2 separate regions of the Homo sapiens genome follow, and region 1 is linked to region 2. Evidence: chromatin loops called from intact Hi-C (ENCODE). Cell type or tissue: heart right ventricle. All regions are shown on one strand. Links, peaks and the distances in the headings refer to the core of each region. The heading gives the core; the rest is flanking DNA.

Evidence for each region. Peaks named below come from ENCODE experiments on the same cell type or tissue, not always from the same donor. Only the 100,000 strongest peaks of a DNase experiment are listed, where the experiment ranks them.
Region 1: it touches region 2 in a loop (2.5-fold over the local background); 8 of 110 quality-filtered maps call a loop at or near these places.

What each region holds. Positions count from the first base shown.
Region 1 is chr7:93,908,486-93,919,104 of GRCh38, forward strand. It overlaps LOC105375402 (a long non-coding RNA gene), which reads right to left. Exons shown (of 3, transcript XR_927751.3): 2 at 7,951-8,035; 3 at 5,457-6,610. GNGT1 (G protein subunit gamma transducin 1) reads left to right here. Exons shown (of 3, transcript NM_021955.5): 3 at 2,305-2,780. The coding sequence ends at 2,433. Among named protein-coding and RNA genes, the nearest start is that of GNGT1, 7.2 kb to the left of the region's middle. RefSeq lists an enhancer at 5,854-7,053. In heart right ventricle, for the core only: no CTCF peak of the experiment used is centred there; no DNase peak of the experiment used is centred there; H3K27ac peaks cover 2,386 bases.
Region 2 is chr7:94,169,312-94,179,930 of GRCh38, forward strand. No RefSeq gene overlaps it. Among named protein-coding and RNA genes, the nearest start is that of BET1, 170 kb to the left of the region's middle. In heart right ventricle, for the core only: no CTCF peak of the experiment used is centred there; no DNase peak of the experiment used is centred there; H3K27ac peaks cover 3,246 bases.

The DNA of each region.
Region 1 (10,619 bases), core at 3,547-8,546, 260 kb before region 2:
GAAGCTCTCTGGGGTCTCTTTTATAAGGACGGTAATCCTATTTATGAGAACTCTGTCTTCATGACCTAATTACCTACCAAAAACCCCACCGAGGGAGTTAGGAGTTCAACAAATGAATTTATATAGTGTGTAGAAATATGTATGTAATATATAGAAATATTATTTCTCTATAAAATATATAATAATATGTTATATTATATATAAAATGGAACTTCCAGGTCCTGAGCCCCTAGCTCTGATGTATAATCAGTACAGTATGGTTAAGTGGATATACTCAGTATGGGTAAGTGGTTAAGTGGATAATCAGTACAGTATGGTTAATTGGATATACTCTGAAACCATATTCCCAGCTCAGATTCTTGCTCCACAACAAATTTTTGCCTGTGCAACCCTCATCTATGTTATCTAACTCACCTGTGCCTCTGTTTCTTCAAAATAGCGATAGTAATAGCATTTAATTCAGAGGATAATTGGGAGGAATAAACAAGATAATATACACAAAGCTCTGAGAACAATGCCTGGTAATAGCAAGTGCTTTATGTCATTATATTATTATTATCTTAAAATTATTATTGATTCTATGAACCAGACTGATTCATATTATTGTGATTTTTTTTGAGTACGACAAGTCTTTGCATCCAGTTTCTGAAGCTGATAGATTTGCAATGACTATAAGTCAATGTAATAGGCCATGACTAAAGACAACCTTTGTAGTAATAGCTAAAAATAGTTACTATTTGATTGTGCATCTTCTTGTGCCAGGCACCTCTTAGGCATTTAAGGCAACCAATGCAGCTATTCATATTTTATACATGAAGTAAATGAACCTTAGATGAATTACCTTAACTAAGACTAAATAGCTAGTAAATGAGAAGAGTCTTGCAATCCTATGTTAAACTACATATATTTATATTAAGCATCACTGAAATAATTTTTAAACCTATACACATATATAATTTTAGGTAATTTGTTGCTCCTTTCATTCTCATATCCTCAGATCCCAGCCAGGCACCTTCAAAACCAATCCCTTATGGACTACTGAATTAAGGACAGCAAGTTACACCTCTGTTCCTGTCATCTGGGTGAAGCCAAAAGTAGTGACTTTTAGAGAGAGAGTGTGGGACCACTGAGGAAGAGGGAAAAAAGTGAATCTAAATTAATGCATATTTCAAAAGTTATGTGAATCTGCAAGTATCATCCTTTGAAGGAAGAAACTAACCTGACAAATGCTTCCTGGCTCCAGTTGAAAATAATTTGTTTTACTATGTAATTAATGAGTCTGCCTAGTTATAAAATAATCTTAAGTCTTATATCAAATGTTCCTTGGAATTTACATAAAAGCGGACTAAAGATTTCATTTGAAAAAAAAAAAAACAGTAAATTGGTTAAATGACTTATGGAATGGCCACTTAATAGACTGACAAAAATAAAGTAGCTTAGTGTTACTGTCATGAAAGATACACTAACTGAAAACAAACAAGTTGAAGCTAAAAGAGTTTGAATAATTTGATTTCGTGTGTATGTATATATATGTATATTTATATATGTATAGAACATCACCTCTCTCTACAAGGAATGTTAAGTGGTACCTTAACAGGCTATAGCTGAAGCCATTAAAATATTAAGGCCTGATTTTTTACTAAATCATTAAACAATAATGGTGCAGATAAGTGAAGAGCAAGCTCAAAAACAACATGAATAATTCAGTCCAGCAAATTATTCACTGAGCACTAAAGAACACAGCCTCTGTTCTAGATGGCTGGGATACACTGAACAAATCAGCCAAAGGTCCCTGACCCCTTGAAGCTCACCTAGTGCACCACCATGCTCAATCATTGTAGATGAGTGTAAAGAAAAATTACATGTGTATACTTCTGAGAATTTAGGGATGGTGATAAGCCAGGAATTTAATAATTATTCATTCTCCTCCACCTTTACTAGTCACATTTTTGGGATGAGGAAAAAGATTTAATCAATATGAACTCTGGTGACACCCTTGACTTCTGTTGCCAGCTGTGTTGTGAACCCTGGGTCTTGTCTCCTTTGATGTTGGAGGCAGTGTCTGCTGGGAATCTTTAGCTGGAGTGTGGCCAGCTGTTTTTCCTTTGTCTGGAGATATATCCAGAAGGAGTGGGAAGGGTGCAACTTTCTTCTTTCCTACAAAGTAAATATGCATTGGTGTAAAGTAGAGAGAATCAAACTGAAATTATACAACCTGAAAATTTATTGTAATAAATAAATTCCTGGCATCTGGAGTATTCTGTTTTAAACCAAATGAGTCATCCCTTTTTCCTTCCCCTTAAGGTTTCCAAATGTTGTGAAGAAGTAAGAGATTACGTTGAAGAACGATCTGGCGAGGATCCACTGGTAAAGGGCATCCCAGAGGACAAAAATCCCTTCAAGGAGCTCAAAGGAGGCTGTGTGATTTCATAATACAAACAAAAAGAAAAAAAATTAAACAAATTCTTGGAAATATCTCAAATGTTAATAACAATATGAATTTTTCTCATGCATACTATTACTACTAAGCATGTACGTGAATTTTTAAATTTATAGATGTAAACTTTTAATAAAAATTGGGGTGTGGTAACCCATCATTCTATGTTTTTCTTAACATAGCTGGCACAGGGTTTAACACATAATTGCCAATAAATATTGCTTAAAGTTCTTTAAAAAGAACTATGTTTTATAAATGATTCTATATTATTCTGAGTTGTCAGCATATATTTACTGTTTTATGTTTTTTCACTTCCCTTTCAACACTTACAATTTTCTACCCAGAAATTGTATGGTTAAGTTTCTATTTTGTTTCCCAAACTTTCTCTTGGTTAAGGAATTAGGAAGCTTATTTTTCTGATATGCAGTTCAACTGTCTTGTGACTTTTCCCCAGAATGCCAACTGGGTTGAGGGTTCAGTCTGTGGTCACGGAGCACGGTGAATTTAACCAGCAGCAGAATCACGGTTATAAGCATGCACTTAGGAGCCAGACAGTTCTGGCTCTGCCACTTTACTGCCCAACTCACTTTGGATAAGCTACTTAATTCTTTCTAAATTTGTTTCTCCTAGCATAGGATGAAGACAATAATGGTTATATCTTCTGTTTTGTGTAGGGGTTAAGTAATACACTAATGCAACTATAACACTCAGCATATTACCTGGCCCATGGTAAGATACAATAAGTGTTAACTAGTATTATTACTGAGAAAGGATCTAGACAAAATTTCCAAAATCCTTTAAGATACATGATGTTTTACCCTATCCTCATAAGACTCTCAACACCACAGTCTTTTCTTTAACAAGGTGAGCACACATGAGAGAGAAATCTCCATCCCCTACATCAGGTCCTTCTGGCATCCTATTGAGTTTACATGAGTCACATTTCACTACCATTGTGTTAATGACTAAGAGAAAACTTGCCTCTGCTTCTGTAACAAATGACAAGTTGTAATTACCTAAACCAGAAACCTCTTTTGTGGTCAGTGTTTTCTTGTTGCTGTCTCACATTTACAGTGCTATTTTGTATACTTCAGTGATCAGAATACTCAGAAATACTAATTGATTGTCACACTTTAAAAAAAACATTAAAATTATCTATTATTTGGTCTGGAAGGGAGTCTGAAAGTTGTACCAAAGTTTGGCTTCTAGCACAATGCCCTCCCACTCTGATCATCATAAATGCTCAACAAATATCTGTTGACTCTTGTCTAAACTCTTCATTTTGAAATGGAGAAAATAAAGTTTCAGAGAAGTCACCTGACAAATTTCTTCAGTCAAGACTCTGGGCTTCTGGCTGAAGAGTCAGCAACACACCCCACCACGTGTCTTCATCAAATATGCTCTGAGTATTAAGGGATTCTGGGATTAGTTACTGAATGTCTTATCTATTTTTCCTCAAGAAAAGCTTTTTATCCTCCTATTTAAGTTTACAAAACCCTCTCCATACAGTCCTCCCAACCTCCACCAAGCAATTCCTGTCTCTCTCTCGCACTCTATTTTCCTCCGTAGCACCGTCACCATCTGGCATACTACAATTTATTTGTTTATTTAATTGTGGTTTGCCTCTAGAAGTTTTCCACCTGCAAATTAGTATTTATTTAGTGAAGTGTTCAGTATGGCCCCTTTCCTCCGATTAAAATAAATACAAAGTAAATATTTGCTATGACATTTAGTTTACCATTGGAGACAGATTCTGAAGCCCAGCAATGTGAAGTTAAAACCCCGACTCTTCCACCTTGTCATTGAGAACTTTGGACAAATGACCAAATGACTTCAACTCTTTGAACATTTTTTTTTTTTTTTGTATAAAACTAGTGATTAGGATAGATTATCTGAATACTTGTAATCCCTTAGATCACAAATGGGTATATAAAAGGAAGCCTAATAAATGTCCTCTATTATTATACTTCCCGTGGACATTTTCCCACCATCTGGAATTTGGTCATACTGATCCCTCCACCTGAAATCTCCCTCCACTCCACCCCACCCCATTTTCAGCCTTTTGAAATCCTACTCTTCTATGAGACTTTCTCTCCCAATCTACCTCAAGAGTATTTTGTGTATCTCTTAAGTCATTTAACATTACTTTACTTTCTCTTATTATAATTTCTATGGTTGTCTTAATTTCAGTGCTGTATTGGAAATTTCCCAAGCCAGAAGATCTGTTCATCTTTGAAACTGTCATATCAACTAACAAATTGTCTGGACAATGAAATTGACTTTAAAAGCAGGCAAGAATAGTGCTTATAAAATGTTTATATTGGATAATTCAGAATTCTTATTGACTTAATTCATGATTAAATCACCAGTAGGGGACAATTCCTGTTGCTTAAAACACAGATTGTCAGCAGGTTTTGAGTAAGAGAGAAATCACAGGAAGGAAGTATAGAGAAAGATGGTCCAGGAAGAAGGAAATGAAATCATGACTGTCCCACAGGCTACAGAGCTATAACTGTCAGTGACTTTGGTTTGTTCAGAATTTGTTATTTCAGGACTGGGATAACTAGGTTAAAGAAAATGAAGTAAGACTACAAGGCAACAAAAACCACTCCCACACAACCTTAACATGTGACTCTTTAACAAAATTTTCTGGTGTCATTAATGAGAATGAGTTATTATAGATACTACAATATATCATTTGAGCTACTTGGACTTTAAACATATTTTGCACACATAGATGAGTGTAAGCTTTAGTAAGAAAAAGAAAAAAGAAAAGAAAACACCTCACTGTTGTTTTAATTTGTACTGGTTTTATTTTAGCCAAATTTTAAAACCAAGCTAATATCAATCTTCCTAAATTACTAAAATATGAGTTAACATGAGGAAAATAGTAAACTGAGTAATGAGAATGATCAATTATGTATGATGGGAGTTAAAGTCTTACAGAAAAAAATGGTGAGGGAAATCTGTTTTTTTATTTTTTATTTTATTTTATTCTTTTGAGACAAGAGTCTCACTCTCTCACGCAGGCTGGAGTGCAGCGGTACGATCTTGACTCACTTGCAACCTCTGCCTCCCTGGTTCAAGTAATTCAGTCCCACCACGCCCGGCTAACTCTTTTTGTATTTTTAGTAAAGAAGAGGTTTTGCCATGTTGGCCAGGCTGGTCTCAAACTCCTAACCTCAAGTGATCCTCCCGCCTCGACCTCCCAAAGTACTGATATTACAGGCCTGAGCCACCACTCCTCACCGGAGAAATCATTCTGATACCATGAATTATAAGTAGTTGCTAAGATACTCAGAGCATCAGACACAGTTCATCTTTTGACTTGGCATTCTCTTCATCTAGAAAAGGAATCTTAGGGTCAGGTGCAGTGGCTCATGCCTGTAATCTCAGCACTTTGGGAGGCCTAAATGGGAGGATCACCTGAGATCAGCAGTTCGAGACCAGCCTGGCCAACATGGTGAACCCTGTCTCTACCAAAACAAAAACAAACTTAAATATACAAAATTAGCTGGGCATGGTGGCGTGTGCCTCTAATTCCAGCTACTCAGGAGGCTGAGGCAGGAGAATCACTTGAACCCAGAAGGTGGAGGATGGAGGTTGCAGTGAGTGGAGATCACGCCATGTATATACTTCTGAGAATTTAGGGATGATGATAAGCCTGGAATTTAATAATTATTCTCTTCCACCTTTACGAGTCACATTTTTGGAATGAGGAAAAAGATTTAATCAGTATGAAATCTGATGACATTCTTGACTTCCGTTGCCAGTTGTGTTCTGATTCCTGGGTCTTGTCTCCTTTGATGTTGGAGGCAGTGTCTACGGGGAATCTTTAGCTGGAGCATGGCCAGCTGTTTTTCCTTTGTCTGGAGATATATCCAGAAGGAGTGGGAAGGGTGCAACTTTCTTCTTTCCTACAAAGTACGTATGCATTGGTGGAAAGCAGAGAGAATCAAACTGAAATTATACGACCTGAAAACTTATTGCAGTAAATAAATTCTTGGCATCTGGAGTATTCTGTTTTAAACCAAATGAGTCATCCGTTTTTCCTTCCCCTTAAGGTATCCAAATGTTGTGAAGAAGAGATTACGTTGAAGAATGATCTGGCAAGGATCCACTGGTAAAGGGCATCCCAGAGGACAAAAATCCCTTCAAAGAGCTCAAAGGAGGCTGTGTGATTTCAAAATACCAAAAAAAAAAGAAAAAAAATTAAACAAATTCTTGGAAATATCTCAAACGTTAACAACAATATGGATTTTTTTCACACATAATGCTACTACTATGCATGTACATGAATTTTTAAATTTATAGATGTAAACTTTTAATAAAAATTGGGGTGTGGTAACCCATCATTCTATGTTTTTCTTAACATAGCTGGCACAGGGTTTAACACATAATTGCCAAAAAAATATTGCTTAAAGTTCTTTAAAAAGAACTATGTTTTATAAATGATTCTATATTATTCTGAGTTGTCAGCATATATTTACTGTTTTATGTTTTTTCACTTCCCTTTCAATACTTATAACTTTCTACCCAGAAATTTTGTGGTTAAATTTCTGTTTTCTTTCCCAAACTTTCTCTTGCTTATGGAATTAGGAAGCTTATTTTTCTGATATGCAGTTCACCTATCTTGTGACTTTTCCCCAGAATGCCAACTGGGTTGAGGGTTCAGTCTGTGGTCACGGAGCACGGTGAATTTAACCAGCAGCAGAATCACGGTTATAAGCATGCACTTAGGAGCCAGACAGTTCTGGCTCTGCCACTTTACTGCCCAACTCACTTTGGATAAGCTACTTAATTCTTTCTAAATTTGTTTCTCCTAGCATAGGATGAAGACAATAATGGTTATATCTTCTGTTTTGTGTAGGGGTTAAGTAATACACTAATGCAACTATAACACTCAGCATATTACCTGGTCCATGGTAAGATACAATAAGTGTTAACTAGTATTATTACTGAGAAAGGATCTAGACAAAATTTCTAAAGTGCTTTAAGAAACATGCTATTTTACCCTATCATCATGAAGACTCAACACCACAGTCTTTTCTTTAACAAGGTGAGCACACATGAGAGAGAAATCTCCATCACCTACATCAGGTCCTTCTGGCATCCTGTTGAGTTTACATGAGTCACATTTCACTACCATTGTGTTAATGACTAAGAGAAAACTTGCCTCTGCTTCTGTAACAAATGACAAGTTGTAATTACCTAAATCAGTAACCACTTTTGTGGTCAGTGTTTTCTTGTTGCTGTCTCACATTTACAGTGCTATTTTGTATACTTCAGTGATCAGAATACTCAGAAATACTAATTGATTGTCACACTTTAAAAAAAAACATTAAAATTATCTATTATTTGGTCTGGAAGGGAGTCTGAAAGTTGTACCAAAGTTTGGCTTCTAGCACAATGCCCTCCCACTCTGATCATCATAAATGCTCAACAAATATCTGTTGACTCTTGTCTAAACTCTTCATTTTGAAATGGAGAAAATAAAGTTTCAGAGAAGTCACCTGACAAATTTCTTCGGTCAAGACTCTGGGCTTCTGGCTGAACAGTCAGCAACACACCCCACCACGTGTCTTCATCAAATGTGCTCTGAGTATTAAGGGATTCTGGGATTAGTTACTGAATGTCTTATCTATTTTTCCTCAAGAAAAGCTTTTTATCCTCCTATTTAAATTTACAAAACCCTCTCCATACAGTCCTCCCAACCTCCACCAAGCGCTTCCTGTCTCTCTCTCTCAGTCTATTTTCCCCCGTAGCACCATCACCACCTGGCATACTACAATTTATTTGTTTATTTAATTGTGGTTTGTCTCTAGAAGTTTTCCACCTGCAAGTTAGTATTTATTTAGTGAAGTGTTCAGTATATCTCCCTTTCTCTGATTAAAATAAATACAAAGTAAGTACATGCTATGGCATTCAGTAACCTGTAGAAGATGGTCCTAACCAACATCTCTAACTTTCAGTTTACCATTGGAGACAAAGTTTGCAGCCCAACAATTCAAAATTAAAACCCTGACTCTTCCACCTTGTCATTGAGAACTTGGACAAATGACGTGAACTTTTTGAATCTGTTTTTTTTTATATATAAAATTAGTGATTAGGCTAGATTATCTGAATACTTATAATCTCTTAGATCAGAAACGGGTACATAGAAAGAAGCCTAACAAATGTCCTCTATTATTATACTTCCCGTGGACATTTTCCCACCACCTGGAATTTGGTCATACTGATCCCTCCACCTGAGATCTCCCTCCACTCCACCCCATTTCAGCCTTTTGAAATCCTACTCTTCTTATGAGACTATCTCTCCCATTCTACCTCAAGAGTATTTTGTGTGTCTCTTAAGTCATTTAACGTTACTTTACTTTTTCTCATTATAATTTCTACGGTTGTTTTAATTTCAGTACTACATTGGAGATTTCCCAAGTCAGAAGCACTGTTCATCTTTGAAAAGTGTCATATCAACTAACAAATTGTCTGGACAATGTAATTGACTTTAAAAGCAGGCAAGAGTGGTGCTTATAAAAGTTTATATTGGATCAAACTTCCTAAATGCCTCAATAATGTGTTTACATGAGGAAAATAGTAAACTAAGTAATGAGAATGATCAGTTATATATGATGGGAGTTAAAGTAATATAGAAACAAAATTGGTAAGAGAAATCATTTATTTTTATTTGTATTTTATTTTATTTTATTTTTTTGAGATGGAGTCTTACTCTCTCGCCCAGGCTGGAGTGCAGTGGTACGATCTTGGCTCACTGCAATCTCTGCCTCCTGGGTTCAAGCAATTTCATGCCACCACACCTGGCTATTTTTTTTTTTTTTTTTTTCAGTAGAGAAGGGATTTCATCATTCTGGCCAGGCTGGTCTCGAACTCTTGACCTCATGTGAGCCTCCTGCCTCAGCCTCCCAAAGTGCTGGGATTACAGGTGAGAGCCACCACTCCCAGCCAGAGAAATCATTTTGATATCCTGAATTATAAGTAGTTGCTAAGATACTCAGAGCATCAGACACAGATCATCCTTTGACTTGGCATTCTCTTCATCTAGAAAAGGAATCTTAGGGCTGGGTGCAGTGGCTCACGCCTGTAATCCCAGCACTTTGGGAGTCCTAGGTGGGAGGATTACCTGAGATCAGGAGTTTGAGACCAGCCTGGCCAACATGGTGAAACCCCGTCTCTACTAAAAAAGAAAAGAAAAAAAGAAAAACAAAATTAGCTGGCTGTGGTGACACACGCCTGTAATCCCAGCTACTCGGGAGGCTGAGGCAGCAGAATCACTTGAACCCGGAAGGCGGAGGTTGCAGTGAGCAGAGATCGCGCCATTGCACTCCAGCCTGGGCAACAAGAGTTAAACTCCTTCCCCTGCCCAAGAAAAAAAAAAAAAAAAGAAAAGGAATCTTAGGTAGGTAGTTACAGGAAACAAATGAGCTCCTGAAAATTGCCTCATGATTGTTTTAACAGATTAAAACAAATATCAAATGAACCAAGAGCGTCTGAAGTGTACTTTCTTTAAAGAAACCATAATTTCAATGGTCAAAACAGTTACTATGCACTTTTTAAATTTATTTATTTATTTATTTATATTTATTTATTTTTTTGTAGAGACCGGGGTCTCGGTATGTTGCCTAGGCTGGTCTCAAACTCCTGAACCTTTGGTCTCAAGTGATCCTCCTGTATCGGCCTCTCAAAGTCACTCTATAAATTTTAGAAGAGCAGACTTTGAAAGGTAACCTAGTTTACTTACACGAAATAAAAAAGCAGAAATAATGTGTTTCTTGCAAAAATCACAAGATAAAATAAGACCAGAATCCTGATCTTTTTTGAGTTCAAGTTAGTATTAGCTCAATTCCAGTTTAACTGCCTTCAATGTTTTATTTTTCTTTATATAGATTTTTAACAACATAACAAATCACAAAAATTGTCAAAACCTTGTTTTTCCTATTTTTGCATACCAAAGTAAAAATTTCATGGTTGTTACTCTTTTATAATTTAAAAGTGAAAATGGTTACTTTTATTTTTATTAACTAATTTCTATAAAACATTTGTGAAACGACAGTGGGCTAATTAATCAAAGTTCATTGCTGGTTGCACCTGTCATTTTTACTAAAGAATGGTTTCTACTCATACTACTTGTAAAATAAATTTTACCGGGGTACTATGTAAAATATAA
Region 2 (10,619 bases), core at 2,863-7,862:
CATACAAAGGCTATTTCTTTGATTTAGCTTTTTTCTTCCTTAAAATACATGAATTCTAGTTTAGTTGGAAAATTTTTATATACAATTTTTCTTTGGAAGCATGAACAGTAGCATGTTAAACTACATAGCTTGAGAAATATTATTAATTTTCTTCTCTAAATGGCAAGTAGAATAAGGAGGATATAAAGAGAAAAGTGTCCAGGTTTTTAAAAAGGCTATATAGATCCCTTTAATCAATTGTAAAACAGTGGGAGGGAGCCAATATTCCAATATTAATTGAGCACCTACTATTTGCCCGTCTCTTATAAACATTAACTCCTTTTATCCTCCCATGGAAATCAAAGTAATAGATAGATGAGGACACAGAGAGAAACATGAGAAGTTAAATAGCTTGTCCAATTTTCACAGCTCATGATAAAGTTAGTATTGGAACTGAATGCCTATCTCCAATGGCTACAATTTCCCCACTAAGCCACACTGGTCCCAAAATAGAACACAAAGATTGTCATAGATGCTATACTGCCCTCAGGACTGAGCGTGGCCCGCTGACAGCTCTCAACCCTCAGTCACTGCCCTTGGCTGGAGAGGACTGCTTTGCTAGGCTGCCTCTACTCACTGAGGAATTTATTGAGGTTGCGTAAAGTTCTGGACCCATTGGCAGACTACAGCCCAACTATTCCCTCTGCCTACTTCTGCTTCCCTTCCATGATGGCTAATCCAGAGAACATTCCCTAATAAACTGTCTGTATGCTAATTTCCATCTCAGCGACTGTTTCTCAGAAAATCTAGCCTGCGGCAAAGATAGCCTCTTTTGGTCATTTAAATTGATAAGAAAACAAGGAATGGCTCATACAATCATAAATTTTCTTATATTGTAAGATGATCAAAATTTGAATGCTCAGAGCTGCATTTAAAAATGTGAACAGTGATTTAACTGAAAAGGTCAATAGTTCCTACGCTGTCTTGAATATTGATGGATTTCTAACATAAAAAACAAACACAGAAAAATTTGGGACAAAGTGGGATCCTTAAGAATACATGAATATGCATTTTCTTGCCTTATCTCTCTTGTTCTCCCCTCTCACTTCCACCTTCCTCCTCCCTCTCTAATGCTATTCTCTTGTTTTTTTTTCTCTCTCTCCCCATCTTGAATCTGTCCCTCTCTTTCTAATCCTCTCTTTTTCTATAGTCGTGTGCCTTGTGTTTCAGAGAAGACAGTTTATTCTCCCCTATATCAGCTTTTAAATGGAGTCTCAGCATTTACCACAGTCACTTTGATTGAGGTTCTCTTCTTGCTCCAGCTTATTAAATTCTGAAAACAATCATTCTCTTTGTGTTGGGGTGGCAGCAACATTATTAGCTTTTTGTCCCCTGAGATTCCTAATCTCTTTTCCAAACTCTCTTAGACAACCATACAAAACTGAGGAAGTGTTGTAAATTCCAAAGTTGCACTTAAGGAAAATTAATTTGAATCCATGTTTGTAGGTGCTTACTTCTCTAACATGACTTGGACCAGTAGTTGTTCAGTTAATCAAAAACCCAGTTTATAGTTAGGACATACATCCTAAACATTTTAACTTAAAACTATGAATGTATGTTTATTTGCCACTACATATGTTCATCTTTTATTGGGGAGCTAAGGTCTTTTTATTAAGTGAAGATCACATGATCAGAGTTCTACATCATCTTTCTTGAACAAAACCTGTAATGTGTCATCTTCAGTTTCCAGTTTCACTTTCTTTAATGTGGAGCAAAAATGTAATGACACTTGTGAAGCAACCTGAATAAGGAAATTCCCCTAAGAACACACCATCTTTTACAGTGTTCTTATCCCAAGCTAATATGACAAGAACTATTTTAAACAACCCATTTCTTTTTGGTATTTCCAAAGTATGCCACTTAGAGTCCATAGAAACAAGAGCTCTTTAAACTTGTATTTTATTGGTTTGTTTATATCTAATTAAATACCATAATTTCAATATTAGTTGAAATTTTGTGCAATTACATAATTATGTACATATTATATGCAATTAGTACAGTTGGCACTAACAGGTTTGGCAACAAGCACAACTAACTCTTTTTTAGTAAGCCTACAACCCAACTGGAAGCCACAGAAGAATGTGGGCTGGCCAAAGAGTAGCCACTTAGCCATGAGCACCAAGTACACCACGGACATCCATCAGTATGATTACAGAGAGAATGGAAAGTGAGAGTTAATCTGGCAAGGTGGCTAATTCAAAGTTGGTCAAAAGAGCTCCTGCTCAATTTCCAAACCCAAAGGGATGACTGAATTATTCTCAAGTTTTACTTTCTTAAAAAGTGATTTAATTTTTATATTTTCCATCCAATGCCCTTTCTCCAATCTACCTGACAGTAGTATCTATTGCTTCTAAAATATTGTGGAAGAATCATGTTTTAAGTGATCATCACCATATTATATATTTTCATAGAATGAATACTTAAAGAATTAAGTGTCGACACAACCTTGGGGAGCAGGAGGAGGGCGCAAGGTTTTTGGAGTGGCTCTGAGTGTCTGGACTGAGATTTTTAAATATTTCTTTCTCCAACTCATCAGCACAATTTAAAAAGTCACTGGCTCAACAACAGCAACAAAAATTAAGCCAGAGTATGCATGTGTATTTTTGTGGTAGTGAGGGGATATGTTATGTTTGTGGGGCCAAATCCAGAAGAAAAATGCAATCATTATACATAAAAAACAATCTCTGAATCCTTTCAATAAATGCCAGTGCATCTGAGTGGCTTGTTGGGCTTTGATATACCTCTCTTCACTTACCAGGAATTAGAGATGAACTCATAAACTAATTGTAGCTCATACAAGATTGCTCTATCACTAAATACAATTTTACCACAATCAACTACCATCATTTTAGAAAATATTATTTTTTCTCAAGAAATCAAGATAACCAGTTTCAAAACAATAAACACTAACCAAAATTTTTGATTTGGAATTAAGAATGAAAATATTTAAAGTACATTTTTGAAGTATTAATATAATTCTTCTCTGAAAGTAGAACTATACAGTAGCTATGAGAGATGAATGTTGTCTTAATTTATTCTGTCTTTTTACAGTGAAATAATAATAAAATCTCAATGTAAAGGTGTATTTGATATTATTTATCATTTGTAAGTAAAGGAGGAGGCTCAGAGAGGTGAAGTAACTCAGCAAAGGTTATGCACCAATGATAAACCAGAATTAAAACTCAAGTTTCTTGACATAGAATCCATATTTTACCAACAACTTGTATCCCTACTTATTACCACAACACAATATATCCATCAATACATTCTACTGAAAAATAAAAACCCTTAGAAGGTCTTGGTTTTAGATTTTTTTTTAATTTTCAGCTAAATTATATTATATTTGACATCAATAAATGATTATAATGCTAAAAGAAGAAATAATTGTAGCTTCTCAGAGCTGCAGAAAGTAAAAAGAATTCTAATGTATGTATTAGTCAGCGCTTTCTAGGTTTTTTTGTGCTAACAAACATCCTCATAATGTCAGTGGTTTAATATAACAAATATTAGTGCCAATTTTACACATAGTGGAGGCTGGTGGAAGCTTCACCACTTTGTAGATGCACAATCTGCATGAATATGTGGGATCAGATGTTGTAAATAAAAATGTCTTATTCAGAGGATAAAAGACTGGAAATTGCACATGGGCTTTCAAAGTCTCACTTAGAAAAGTGTCATGTTGTGAGAGAGCCAGGAAGCGTAAAGGAACAAGTGAAATATTTGATGAGCATTAATGTCTCTATCTCATTTTTAACTTCTTATGCATCTTCTACTTACAGAGTATAAGATGGTTTTTCATAGATTCTGTTTTAGCTAAGTCTTTTCCTAGTGTTTCAACCATATTCATGAGTTCATGAATATGGTCTTTTGACCCCTGTTACATTGCCTGCATTTTCCCATGATTTATGTATAATACACACCAAATATGAGTTCATCCATTTCTCTATTATCTGAAGACATTCTTAGTATTAAAAATTTGAAACATCTGATTAATTTTTATATTGATTACATGTTGAAATGATATTTTGGATATGTTGGGTTACATAAAGTACATTATTTTAATTAATTTTATCCCTTTACTTTTTTCAATGTGACTCTTTAGAACTGTGAAAGTCTGAGTTTTTAATCCTACTTTCAGGCTAACAAGTTAACCTGCCACATTTTCATGGATGCTGACAGAAGACATGATTCTCCTGAGTCAGAAATAAAGGAATATATTACCCATGCTACCGCCAACCACATGAGCTTCGTATTTGGAAACAATCAGTTCCCATTGTTCCTCCAAGTCCTTTGGGAGCAATGCAGAGTAGCCCAAGTGGGCTGTGTATGTGCAGTTTGTTCATTTAACAGCTGAGGGAATTAAAATCTTTTATGATGAACTAGAAGCAAACCTACCTGACTTCTGCATTGGAGAGAGACATTATTATACCAGACAACAAACATCTACCCTTTCTTCCAGAGTGACACACTATCTCTATCTTCCAAAGTTCTTTTTTATACAAACATCCTTCAAAGACAGACAAGAACAAAAGGACAATTACTGCCTTGCCCGTAAGAAACATGAGATATCATGGATAATTATCTCCCAGGAGAGGCTACTAGAAAATTAAAAATTACATATGTGGCTTGCATTATGTTGCTTTTGGACAGAAGTATTCTTAGTCTTCCTTCCAATTTTATGAGCTGCTTAAACTAAAAAAGTACCTTTGCAGTTACGTAAATAGCAATCCCTCACCCCATCGTAAAGTCAGACCCCGTGGTATCCTTTTACCTGATTAAAGCAATTATGGTTTTAAAACATTGTCTCCTATGTGATTTATTAAACTTCAAATGTGATAGGTGAATTTGTTAATGAACCACAGAAATATTAGTAAAAAATTACTAATTTGTGGAATCTTGTCTCCTTATGTTATTCACTAGCATAGTAGTAGAGAGAGGTAAGCAACATCTTAATATTTAGCATAGCTCCTCCCTTTTCTCAGTTTCCAGATCATCCTAAAATATGAAGTTAAGACAGAGCTTACAAGAATCCAAGGGAGAGAGAGAGGAGTCGCAATCTCTCCAAATACATGACTTTCAAGTAAGGCAAACTGACAAAACATAGTAAAAATAATCTCTCCCCAAATACAACCCACAGGAAAGCTCTAGAGAACATGCATGTATTGTCTGAAATTACGCACTGTTAAAGGAAATAGATTAAACTTGATGAAAGCAAGGAAAAGCAGGCTGTACATACAGAATTGCTCTGGAGATTTCCTGTTTGTCGGGTACTATAGCAGTTCCGCCATCCATCCCTGGAGAGAGCAAATTCACAGAACCTGAAGGGGAGACTAAAAAGGGCTCTTTTTGACCTTGGATAGTATTTCATCCCTTAAAGACTTAAGAAAGACTTGACATTTGGGAAGAAGTCATCAACAGTGCGGGGGCCCACTCACATGCCTCTACCACAGGTAAAAGAATGAGGTTAATAAGCTTGTCTCATGACTGTCAGGTTCTGTCACAATTGTCCCTAGTCTTGAAAATACAGCCATAGCAGATTGCAATAAGTACATTGATATGGTTTGGCTCTGTGTTCCCACCCAAATGTCATGTTGAATTATAATCCCATAATCCCCAGGTGCTGAGGGCAGGACCTTGTGGGAGGTGATTGGATCATGGGAGCAGTTTCCCCCATGCTGTTCTCGTGATAGTGAGTTCTCACGAGATCTGATGGTTTTATAAGTGTTTGACAGTTTTTCCTATACACACTCTCTCTCACCTGCTGCCATGTAATACATGCCTGCTTCTCCTTCTGCCATGATTGTAAATTTCCTGAGGCCTCCCAGCCATATGGAACTGTGAGTCATTTAAACCTCTTTCCTTTATAAATTGCTCAGTCTTGGGTATTTATAGCAGTGTGACAACAAACTAATATGTACATTTATAAAATTCTACAAGATATATTTAAGGAAACAACTGAAGTTAATTTTACTTATTCCTTTCAGAGTTTTTGGGGATGTTGGAATTGTCTGAGGATTTGAGCAGGGCATTTGAGCCCTTAGCCAGGACTCTGTTATTCGATCCCATGAGAACGGACCTAGCACTGTGAGAAACACATTTCCTCCTTTTAATACTGTAGCTGATTTTTAAAAAGGGAAAAACAAAAAGTAATTTTTTTACATAGTTAGAAGAGGAAAAGAGACATATTGGCAGGAAGTAAGCAATACAATATAGTTTTTTTAACACCTGTTGTGGTTATTTATATGATAACCAAATTTACCAAATACCAAATTATATGATGACTAATTTAGTAAGGCCCAAATTACAGTGTCCAGTATGATAGCTATATTTGCAAATATGGAGATAATAAGATGGCTATATGAAATTTGGAACATGCCTGAGCAAATAATATTAACAAAGAACAAAACTTTATCATCCAAGCTTAGAGCAAGTAACTTTCAGATATTTTCTAGAAAATGTATTTAGCATGTCTGCAAATTTTATATTGATTTACAAAATTTTCAGAATCAGCATTCAAGAATTCTGTATTTTGGTACATAATTTCAGTCCTCTCAATACTTGACTCTTAGGCTCATGTAATAGCAAGAGTTCTTGTATGACTGAACTGATTATAGCTCTGTTCATTACTAGCTTTTTGAAAATCTTAGGCAAACCTCTTAACCACTCTGCCTCAGTTTCTTTCCTTTGTGAAATGAACAATAATAATTCCTATCCGTAAAGTTAGGGTGAGGATAAAACAAAATCTACAAAACTATTTGAAAAAGAATTAAGAGAAAAGAAACAAAGTATTATTTTCACACATAAACCATTTGTTAGGGTGAGGATTAAGATTCACTCAAAGCCATCTCAGCCCATGGTGTGGTGCAGCTGGGAACATGACTGCATAAATATATCACCCATTACCATTTCTTTTTCTTCCTTTATCTCTTAACAAAATATAGCTGGCTTTTCTGGCTTCTTCCATAGCTTCTTTGGTAATCATCATATTCCAAGTCCTTTTACTGACACACTGACACATTCTTCTCCTAACATTCTTTTCAGAGACACCCTTGTTTATCCCTTAAGTTTTCTTGCACTTGATATAACCATGTCTTCCTGGTCTCTGATGCTGATCACTGCACTCTGATAAGTAAAATGACAAGAATACCTTCCATAAATTAAAAAAAAATGGGGTTCACTGTTAACTGATTTCACATTGAGAAAAGTTATTCTGATGTTTTCAAAATTGCTTAGTTCTATTTCAAAATTCAAAACCAGCATAATTTTAAGTTAGCTGAATAGGGCATCTGGATATGTAGGCATATTTATTTTTGAAAAGGGTTAAGGGCTTGATAACAGAGAAGGCAGAGTTCCTTTCTCAAATCTTAAGCAATAAATCCTTCACAATAATTTATGATAAGAACCTTAACAAGGGCAGTGACCACAGGAAGAAAGAGAAGATATGACAGGCAAAAAAAGTCCTATGGAAAATGGAGTCAACAATACTGATTGCAACTGTAAAAATTGTTGACTCCATTTTCCATAGGACTTATTTTGCCTGTCATATCTTCTCTTTCTTCCTGTGGTCACTGCCCTTGTTAAGGTTCTTATCATAAATAATTGTGGAGGATTTATCAGAGGATGGGAAAGCCAGATGTTTCCTAGATAAATAATTCAATAGTGATGTTGTCAACCGTGTAGAGAATGCTGACCCCTCAGCATCTAAGCTAGTAAACCATGGCTGTCCTTCAGATACCAGTCTCTCTCTAGAACCTCCACACGTTTGTATTTGCTGGGCCCTTTTGTAGTACGTATTACTTTTCTCTCTCCTTTTCTCCTTAGAAATCTTTTTCATAGTGATGTCGGAAGTTTTCATCTCTTTTAGGAAACTTTTTTGAACCATCCAGCAGCTACAGATTCCCTTCTGTTGCTTCTTGACCTGCTGCTTCTCATACTCCTGTGGTAGTACCTGTACTTTGTATTATAATTGTTTGCAAGTTCATCTCCTGGTCCTCAAGGACAGGGCTGTGCTTTGCACATCTTAATGCCCTCAGCACAGCAAACAATTCCAGGCATGTGATATAGAGTCTACAGATTCTATAAATGTATACCAAAAACATGAATGGTAGGATAATGAGTTAGGCTTGTTTTCTTGAGCATGAATGGAGAGATACTAATTATGTAGTTAAAAACATGAATCAGGAACACAAGGGGAAAGGATATTGAGACAGGCACACAGATATGAATGTGGGATTGATTTAGGTCACTGAGAAAGAATGGGTGTCAGAAAAAAATAAAGATGACTACAGTCGTCTTACAGAAACCAAGAGGAGAAAATGTGCCAGATGGAGGAAGTTGTTAATAGTGTCAAGCAAAGCTGCTTCCTTCTTTATAAAATGTGAAATATAACACTTAATACACAGGAATATGTTGAGAACTAGATTGGATAATATATGGAAAATGCTTAAAACAATGGCAGGAACAAAATGGTTACGAATAATCGTTTCAAAATAAAATACAATAATAATTGAAATGACAAAACTAGATTTGGCAATTAGGAAGTAAGTATATGGTAATGACCACCATAGGAACAGCCTCGTTAGAAAGGAAGGGGCAGAAGCTTAATTTCTGTGTGGTGAGCAATAAAAATGGAATGGAAAAATAAAACAGCAAGTGGATACTTTCCACTTAAAAACTACATTGATGAAGGACAGGAGAGAGCTTGGGAGCTTCTGGAGCAGACAATATTGTGTAAGAAATGTTAGGTTGTAGAAAATGAGACTTTTGAGCACGTATATAGCAGAAGAGAACGAACCAATAGAGAGGAAGAAATATTAGATCAGGGGAGGACAGAAAAGAAGGAGCTATGGAGGGGTCCACACAGCTTGGCATTCATGGAAAATTAAGGGAGGTTATGGGGGTTCTCCCTTTTCCACAGGATGGGAGATGAGGTTTCCTGATAAACGAAGGGCTTAAGAGTAGTTCAGAAGTTTAAGAGAAGTCATGAATATGTTGAGTAGTCATGAGAATGAGAACGGAAACTGAAAAGTGAGAATGGAAGAAAAAGAGAGAAATTATTAAACTGCATTTGTGACTGTCAGTCCTTGCCTGCCTTGGTTTTACCCATCTGACCACAAAAACTGCCTGCTACCCACAAGGTTAGTCCCTCATCACTGAGAGTTCCTTTTTTCCTACCGGGGAATAGAGGTGAGTCCAGAGATGAGCTGTTGTTGCCCAGAGCCAAAATCAGCAATGGGCAGAATGCTGGGCACTGAAAGAATTAATCCATTGCTGCCCACAGAAATGAGCCAAGTGGAAACATTTCCAGTGGGTCAAACAAAATCAAGGTTAACATTACCCGGATTCAAAGCACGGAATTAAAAAAAAAAACTTTAAGGTCATTTTAATTTAAATGTTATAACCTGGTATCTTGAATATGAAGTTCCAGGCCTCCAGAAGGTGATACAAGAAATCAACATGAAGGCATCAAAAAATCATTTCTAGCCATAATTATGGGAAAGTAATTTTCATGTCTTTTGCTGCTTTCAAATCATTTTAGTTTTCAGCAAAAGCTCTGCCACCAGCTCTTCTGCCTCCTTTCCACAATAACTTTCTCATGCTCCCACTACACCCCATCCAACCAACTTCAACCAGGGAAGATTAAGGAAGAGTCTTTCTCTAAGTCTCTCTCTCTCTCTCTTTTTTTTGTTTGTTTTTTCAAGTTTCCAATGTCAGTAGTACCTAACTAATTAAATTCAAGATAAGGTTTTCGAGAAATTCTTAAGAATGGATGAAATAAGGTAGGTTTATAAGGAGACTGTGACCTGTGCAAGGAGTAATCTCCCGATCCAGACATTCAAAGGGCCCAGGGTTCCTTCTCAGGTGCATCCAGACATTGGTTCACCACCACAGGCCCAGGAACTTAGCCCACTTCCCTCTCCTTTCTGGGGGACCAGTACCCTCTCTATGACTTGGATTTCTGGGCCATCCCCCTCATAACTGGATATAAAACAGGTCACATTCTTTTCAACTCTTCCCACCTTCATCCCTTCTACCCACTTTCCTCATCCTTTCTTTGCTACCACTAAAGACTCACACCAGATATACTTACATTTAAGTGTCGTACTGCTTAACATTAAGAGGCAAATAAACAGGAGGTGATCAACATAATTAATCAGGGGGTGACACATTTTAAGGTATCTCACAAAGTTCTTACAATGTGTATCCCTGCTCTGTAATTCATGACTCATGGGTTGAGGTACTAAGTGGAAGCTTTTGGGCTACAGCTCTGTGCTTTGGCTCTCTCAAGCCTACGTAGATGCCTAAAATCACCCAACTAGAGTGCAGAGCAAGGCCTTGATATCAGGTCTGCCAGGCCCCAAAGCCAATTTCATAACAGTTTTGCTATTTTGGTCCAAAGTACAGATTGAAGACCTGCCAAGCTATATGAGCTTCATTTACCTGATAAGCATTATCTAAATTTATCTGACAGTTTTTATTCTTGAGGATGGAATGTTATCATAACTTTCACATATTTTTCTTCTCCAGATTATTTGTTAAAATGGTTATTAGAAATCCAACTATATCCTGGTGTTGGTCTC